Regions from separate parts of the Homo sapiens genome. Here region 2 is linked to region 1. A link is an interaction called in ENCODE POLR2A ChIA-PET data of the cell type or tissue named here. Cell type or tissue: MCF 10A. All regions are shown on one strand. Links, peaks and the distances in the headings refer to the core of each region. The heading gives the core; the rest is flanking DNA.

Region 1 (2,939 bases), core at 288-2,787:
GTCTGTTTTATGGGTCTTATACTGGATAGTTACTCACCAAACATGTGCTCAGATTTTTATTAATGCACACATTTCAGTACATTATTTTATTTCACTCCAATAAAGTTTAATACTTTTACCAAAACATATTGCCAGATTTGAGAGGTAGATATAGAACAACTCTGTATACATTCTACCCCTTAACTACCAAGTTTTGATGTGTAATTTAAATTAATCTTCATTAGAATAGAATGACTGCTATACTTACCAGTTTTTACATACCACGTATCTGATACATGAGTTTTAAAATTTTGGAATTTGCTCTTAATACTTCTTCATTCTTGCGTACTAAAAAGCAATTAATCTGAAAGGAATTTCAAAGCATATATGTATAAACAGCACTACGTATATGTCAACAAATTAATAAGATTCATTTTGCCAATGTATTTTGTGACTGTTTTAAAACAAATGAAAAAATGTTTTGTTCTTTTTCTGCTTTCATGTTACTATTGTTAAGAAAAGTATGTAGCTAAAGAATTGACACATTTTGTACTTAGAGAAAACAAGCTACACAAGTTAGATGACAGTCTATAGGGTAAGACTCCACTATGAACTAATAAATAACTTCGTTAAGAAATTCTTGGCCTAACTCTGTAATTTTGACATAAACAGTTCTTCCAACATATAGTGGAAGATTGATGATTAATTATATAATTTCCTTATCAAAGATTAAAATGGGCAAATAGTTGTGTTTAAATTTTACCTACTTTCAAAAAACAATACATGACATTGCCCATTGGGTACAGGTTACTGAAAAGGCATCTTTCAAAGACAAGAAGATAATGGACTTGATTGAAATAGTTGAACTACGTAACGCCAATTCAAGAACAAATGGTTTTTCAGAGCATAACGGAGAAAGAACAATTTACTATAGTACAGTTTATTCTTCTTACACAATGGCAATGATTTATTTGAAATGGCAGAACAAACATAGTAGATATACAAAAACAACCAGTGGGCATTTTATGTCAAAGATATGTCAAGAGGCTTTTGTTTCATATATTAGAATATTTTAATCCAAGTATTTATCTGAAGACTTAGCTTAAATCTACATCGTTGTTTAGCATGTGCTGATATTATGATCATGTATGTCTCTTACATGCATGTAGCATATTTAGTATATATATATATGTATATATATATATAATGTATTTGAATATAGTCTTCTGACCCCAAATAATTGTTGTCACTTTATAATAAGAGTTCTTGAAGACTACTAATGTACTTCAATACAATAAAATTCAGATTGCGATATCAACTAGCTATGTCTATACTACCAGAAGGGCATTATCAGATATTGGATGAATTAATGTATTGATGTTATAATTACCACAAATACCTCATGTCAAAGAAGAATATCAAAAGATATGACTCTAATTTGACAAACAGTATAAAATGTGATTTTTAAAACCATCTCTGTTTCTTACTACCATGAAAATGATTTGCAAAAGAAGACTCAACACTTAAAATTTCTCTTCATGAAAAGAGAATTTTTTTTAACTTAGCCTTTAGGCATAGGGCCTGAAATTATTGTGAGTAGATACCTGAGCACTGTGCAGAGAATGCACAGGAACCTCAAGTTGCGATGAGAAAACAAGGGAAACTGGTTTGGCTGCTTTATGTTTCAAATTTTATTCTTGCAATCCTACATGACGACAATACTCAAAATTAATTTGAGTGAAAACTATCAAAGTTATTTTCACAATTTTCAAAAGATCCACTGTCTTGTTGACACTCTATGAAGGAAAAGTGTTCTAAAAATGATTGAATGTTCTACTGAGTGAAACTCAGTCAAGCTCAGTGAGGCGCTGGGGTCAAATGGGCTCATGAATCACAGATAGGAAATGAACTGTGTATTGCATATTTGAAAGTTTAAAAAGAAACATTTGGGATATTTTACCGTAAACAGATTTTGGTTTGATTTCTGGCACATCTTTTTAAACATCAAGACTGCAGTTCAGCTGAAATAACTTTTTATATGTATAGCTAAGACCAGATGGCCACGTGCTCCTTTCTTATTTAGATGAGACTTTTCCTTTCAATAACATCTTTCTTCCTGACCTGCTTAAAAATTCCAGCGAATGAAATCAGCACAGGATTTTCAATTCTAATTGACCATGTGCAGAGGAAGGGCCAGTAGAGAAATCAGTAGAGGCATTGTGAGGCTCACTGCCTCAGTTTTGTCTTTGTGTTTTACCATTACAAGCCAATCTAGACTAATCAAAAGCATTTAATTTTTATTAATATTAATATAGCTGCAAGATTTGTCTTCAATGAAAATTATTTGAGTTGGCTTTTTCTATCATTTTATCACAAGTAATTCTTTTAAGTTATTATTCGCTTACACAGTTTCAACTGTCTAGTAAGCACTTTATTGGTTAAAAAATAAAATATTGGTTGAATTAAGATGAAAGAATGGTTGTACTAAATTAATTTTTCTTGTTATTTAAAAAAACATTATTTTTGGAAGATACATATGCTTTTTAAATTTACCATGAAAATATTCACTATATAATATTCTTGGTTCATTATCTGTATAGTCATTTTATAAAGAAAATATTTTTATGTAAATTTTATTTGAACTTGGACCAGTAAAAAAAATCAAGAATAGAACGTGAGCTCCATATTCAGTATAGCTCAGCGAATTACGTATGTATTAAAAGTGGGCATCTAAGTTCCCAGAATTTTTTTCTTTTTGAAAAATTCTTGACTCAAATAATTATCTTAATTAATTACTGCAAAGAGTCAAAGATTTTTTTAAAAGACATTTATTATTCGAATGGTGAAAATATTAGATGAAAACAAGTTATCCAGACATATTGACATTTGTTTGCCTAATAAAGATAGAAAAAACCATAAACCAAAGGTGTATACTTTAAAAATATATAATAGAGTTAAGA
Region 2 (2,939 bases), core at 249-2,748, 64 kb after region 1:
AGGCTTACAAAAATTGTGCTTTCAATATAATGTTAACTTTAAAGTAAAAAGTTGTATTTAAAGACAGAGGAAAATCAAGCCACTTGCCATTACTTCTGCCATATGCTTCAAGCTATTTCCCATAATAGAAGTGAAAGCTTACTCATTGATATATTTTCTCCCCAATAGATTCTCTGGCTTTTTTATTTTAATTGTTTATCCCAAAGAAATGAAAGTATTTCTCTGGAATGCCCTCAAATGTTTCCATTATAGTATGAGAAAATTAGGATAAGTTAAAAGTGCTTACTGAAAAATATTTCACGAGGCTAATTTTGTTCATTACAGATCCAATCTTGCAGTCCTGATCCATAGAATGGTGTGCTTGTGTGATTGATTTTAAGTCAGTATAAATTAGTAACTTTTGTATCATTCAGGTGATCTTAACAAAACTGGCAGAATATAGAATTGAGAATGTGAAAGAAGCTATTTATAAATGAATATTTAGGTTAAAAACGTCCATTTAGTAAACAATTTTTTTACCCTGAAATGAAAAAAAAAATAATAGAAGATTTTTGAAATGGTATGGCCAAAATCACTTTTCTGCTTTATGTGAAAATAAAAGCTAAAAATAGATTGAAGCATAATATATTGTTATAGTTTTTTTTTCTCCAGAATGATAGGATTCATCTGTAAATCTCATTATTTAAAATATGCCTTCCCTGTAGTTAGTTATTAGGTATGGAGAGAAACGAATTGGATTGTTCAAGTCAGTCAATATGTTTGAAGCTATTTTGAGGATGCTTACTCTTTGAGGTGACTATATAATTCAATTTGTTGTTTACTGGTCAGAATTTCTTCCTTTGAACAGTAAGAAGAAATCCAATACAACATTTAGAAGTGTAATTTTAGGTACAATATGATGACCACAGATTACAATGTAAATCAGTGTCTCACAGAGAAAGCTGTACTGAAAGACAAAACAAGAGATGACATGACAATGGAATGATTATCAACTTTTTAGACATCGATATGTGCTGAATTTAATGAAAGCAAAAGAAGTGTTGGAAAAAAGACCCTAAGTTATTTTGTTATTTTTAATGTTCTTTCTAATGATATCTTTGGGGGAAAGTATCTGCTAGCTAAAATTACTTCAATAAAAAAAATCCAAGAATGCTAAAACATTTTCCCTTATGAACACTCTAATTGGCAGTATCTTAACTGTTAGTAAAAAATGCTTTTATTTTTTAAAATTTTTGGCTGTGAAACAAACTTTCCATTTGCTGAGTTTTTAAAATAAATATCAATATTTACATTCATGTGACTAATTTTTGGAAAAACACATCCCTATAGTGTATACATCCAAATGCTGTTTGCCCTTCAGAGTTAAATGCCTTGAAAGATGGCACCATAAGCCAGGGAATCTGCCACTGATCACAGTGTTTTTAGGAGTTGCCATTAAGTCGAACCATTTATTTTTTTAACCCCACTCTTCAAAGATGCTCAAACAAGACAACTTTCCATCCTTTGAGAATGATTCAAGTTTCAAAAATAGCTTTAGAAACTCTTAATGTTGCAAAATATGGTACATATAGTAGTTGATCAGTTTGGTTGATCAGCTTGGTTCACAAGAATTGGAATTTTAAGACTTAGGTGGATTTTAATCTGGGGTCAATGAAAGACCTCTGAAGGTCATGTGGCTGAACACAAGCAGATTAGCTGGATATTTGTCCTGAGCACCTAAGACAATACTAGAAAAGTAATAAAATGGGAAAACATATATATATATATATAACACATATTATATATAATATATAACACATATTATATATAATATATAACACATATTATGTTCAATACAGAACAAATATATATATGTTTTTTGTTTTTTGTTTTTGTTTTTTGCCAGAACTTACCTAAATGAGAAAATAGTATGTAGTTTGGATATCTGGGTAGGGGTGAAACCTATTGCTAAAGATATGTTAGGGTAAGAACAGAAATAGATAAACTCATTTCCAAGGAGGACTTTTGTCTAACCAAGGCATGGTACTGTCTTCTCTGCTTCCTTCCACTTACCTTTTACTAAATAAAACTAGAAACAGTTCATGAATACTGTTTTGCATGGGCCCCAAATTATTATACTTTACATGGTACCCATGTGCATTGATCAACAGGGATAATATAGAAATGTTTTCAAAAATGAAAATATTATTAGAATAAGCATACAGTCTCTCAAAAATAACTTTAAATGCAATAGATTACATTCAGACACATGGGGCACCAATATGAAAATTATCTACTTCTACACTGCTTTTTATGAAGTCAGGTAAATGGAGGATACTGGGGAAATAAACTGTGTTGAGTTGAATATCTAGATATTGATGTGCGCTAGGGAATCAAGGAAGAGGCAACAAGCACTTAGTGAGTTCCTCCTGTCTCCAGGAAATATATTAGGTGCTCACAGTCTATAGATGACTAAAAAACAGCCTCTGACCCAAAGGATTTCACTGGCTAGTGAGAGAGATAGGCCAAGAAAGAGAAACTTTGATTAAATTACTGGTGTGTCTATATTTCATTTTTAGAAAACTTTTCACAGTGAAAAATATGTAGCATTGAAACTAGAATTCTATATCATCTTGGTGTACTTGCCCTTAACCTACTACACTATCCTATTTTCTCCTTATATTAAAGGTCAACTGGAAATATCAGATAGCCTGTAAGTCTCGAGGTACAAATATGGAACTTAATTTATATTGTTTTCTTGTACAATTTTGAAACAAATTCTTGGTTAATAAATAGAAAATAAAAAACTGTTAATAGAAGCTAATACATTATATACATAGAATAATATAAAGGACATGGAAAATAAGCTAGAATTGTGTCACTATCTGATAGCTTGTCTCAAATTGTTCAATGTTCTGAGTCTCTGTGCCAATTTGAGTATGTAGCTCAATACTTCTAGG

The links. Peaks named below come from ENCODE experiments on the same cell type or tissue, not always from the same donor. Only the 100,000 strongest peaks of a DNase experiment are listed, where the experiment ranks them.
Region 2: POLR2A ChIA-PET joins it to region 1 with 5 read pairs; 4 of 35 experiments call an interaction of 5 or more read pairs at or near these places.

The regions. Positions count from the first base shown.
Region 1 is chr1:198,931,618-198,934,556 of GRCh38, reverse strand. All of the region lies in intron 1 of MIR181A1HG (MIR181A1 host gene), which reads left to right. Among named protein-coding and RNA genes, the nearest start is that of MIR181A1HG, 4.3 kb to the left of the region's middle. In MCF 10A, for the core only: no CTCF peak of the experiment used is centred there; DNase peaks (open chromatin) are centred at 1,846 and 2,096.
Region 2 is chr1:198,867,624-198,870,562 of GRCh38, reverse strand. The region is part of intron 2 of MIR181A1HG (MIR181A1 host gene); the gene reads left to right. Among named protein-coding and RNA genes, the nearest start is that of MIR181A1, 9.9 kb to the right of the region's middle. In MCF 10A, for the core only: no CTCF peak of the experiment used is centred there; no DNase peak of the experiment used is centred there.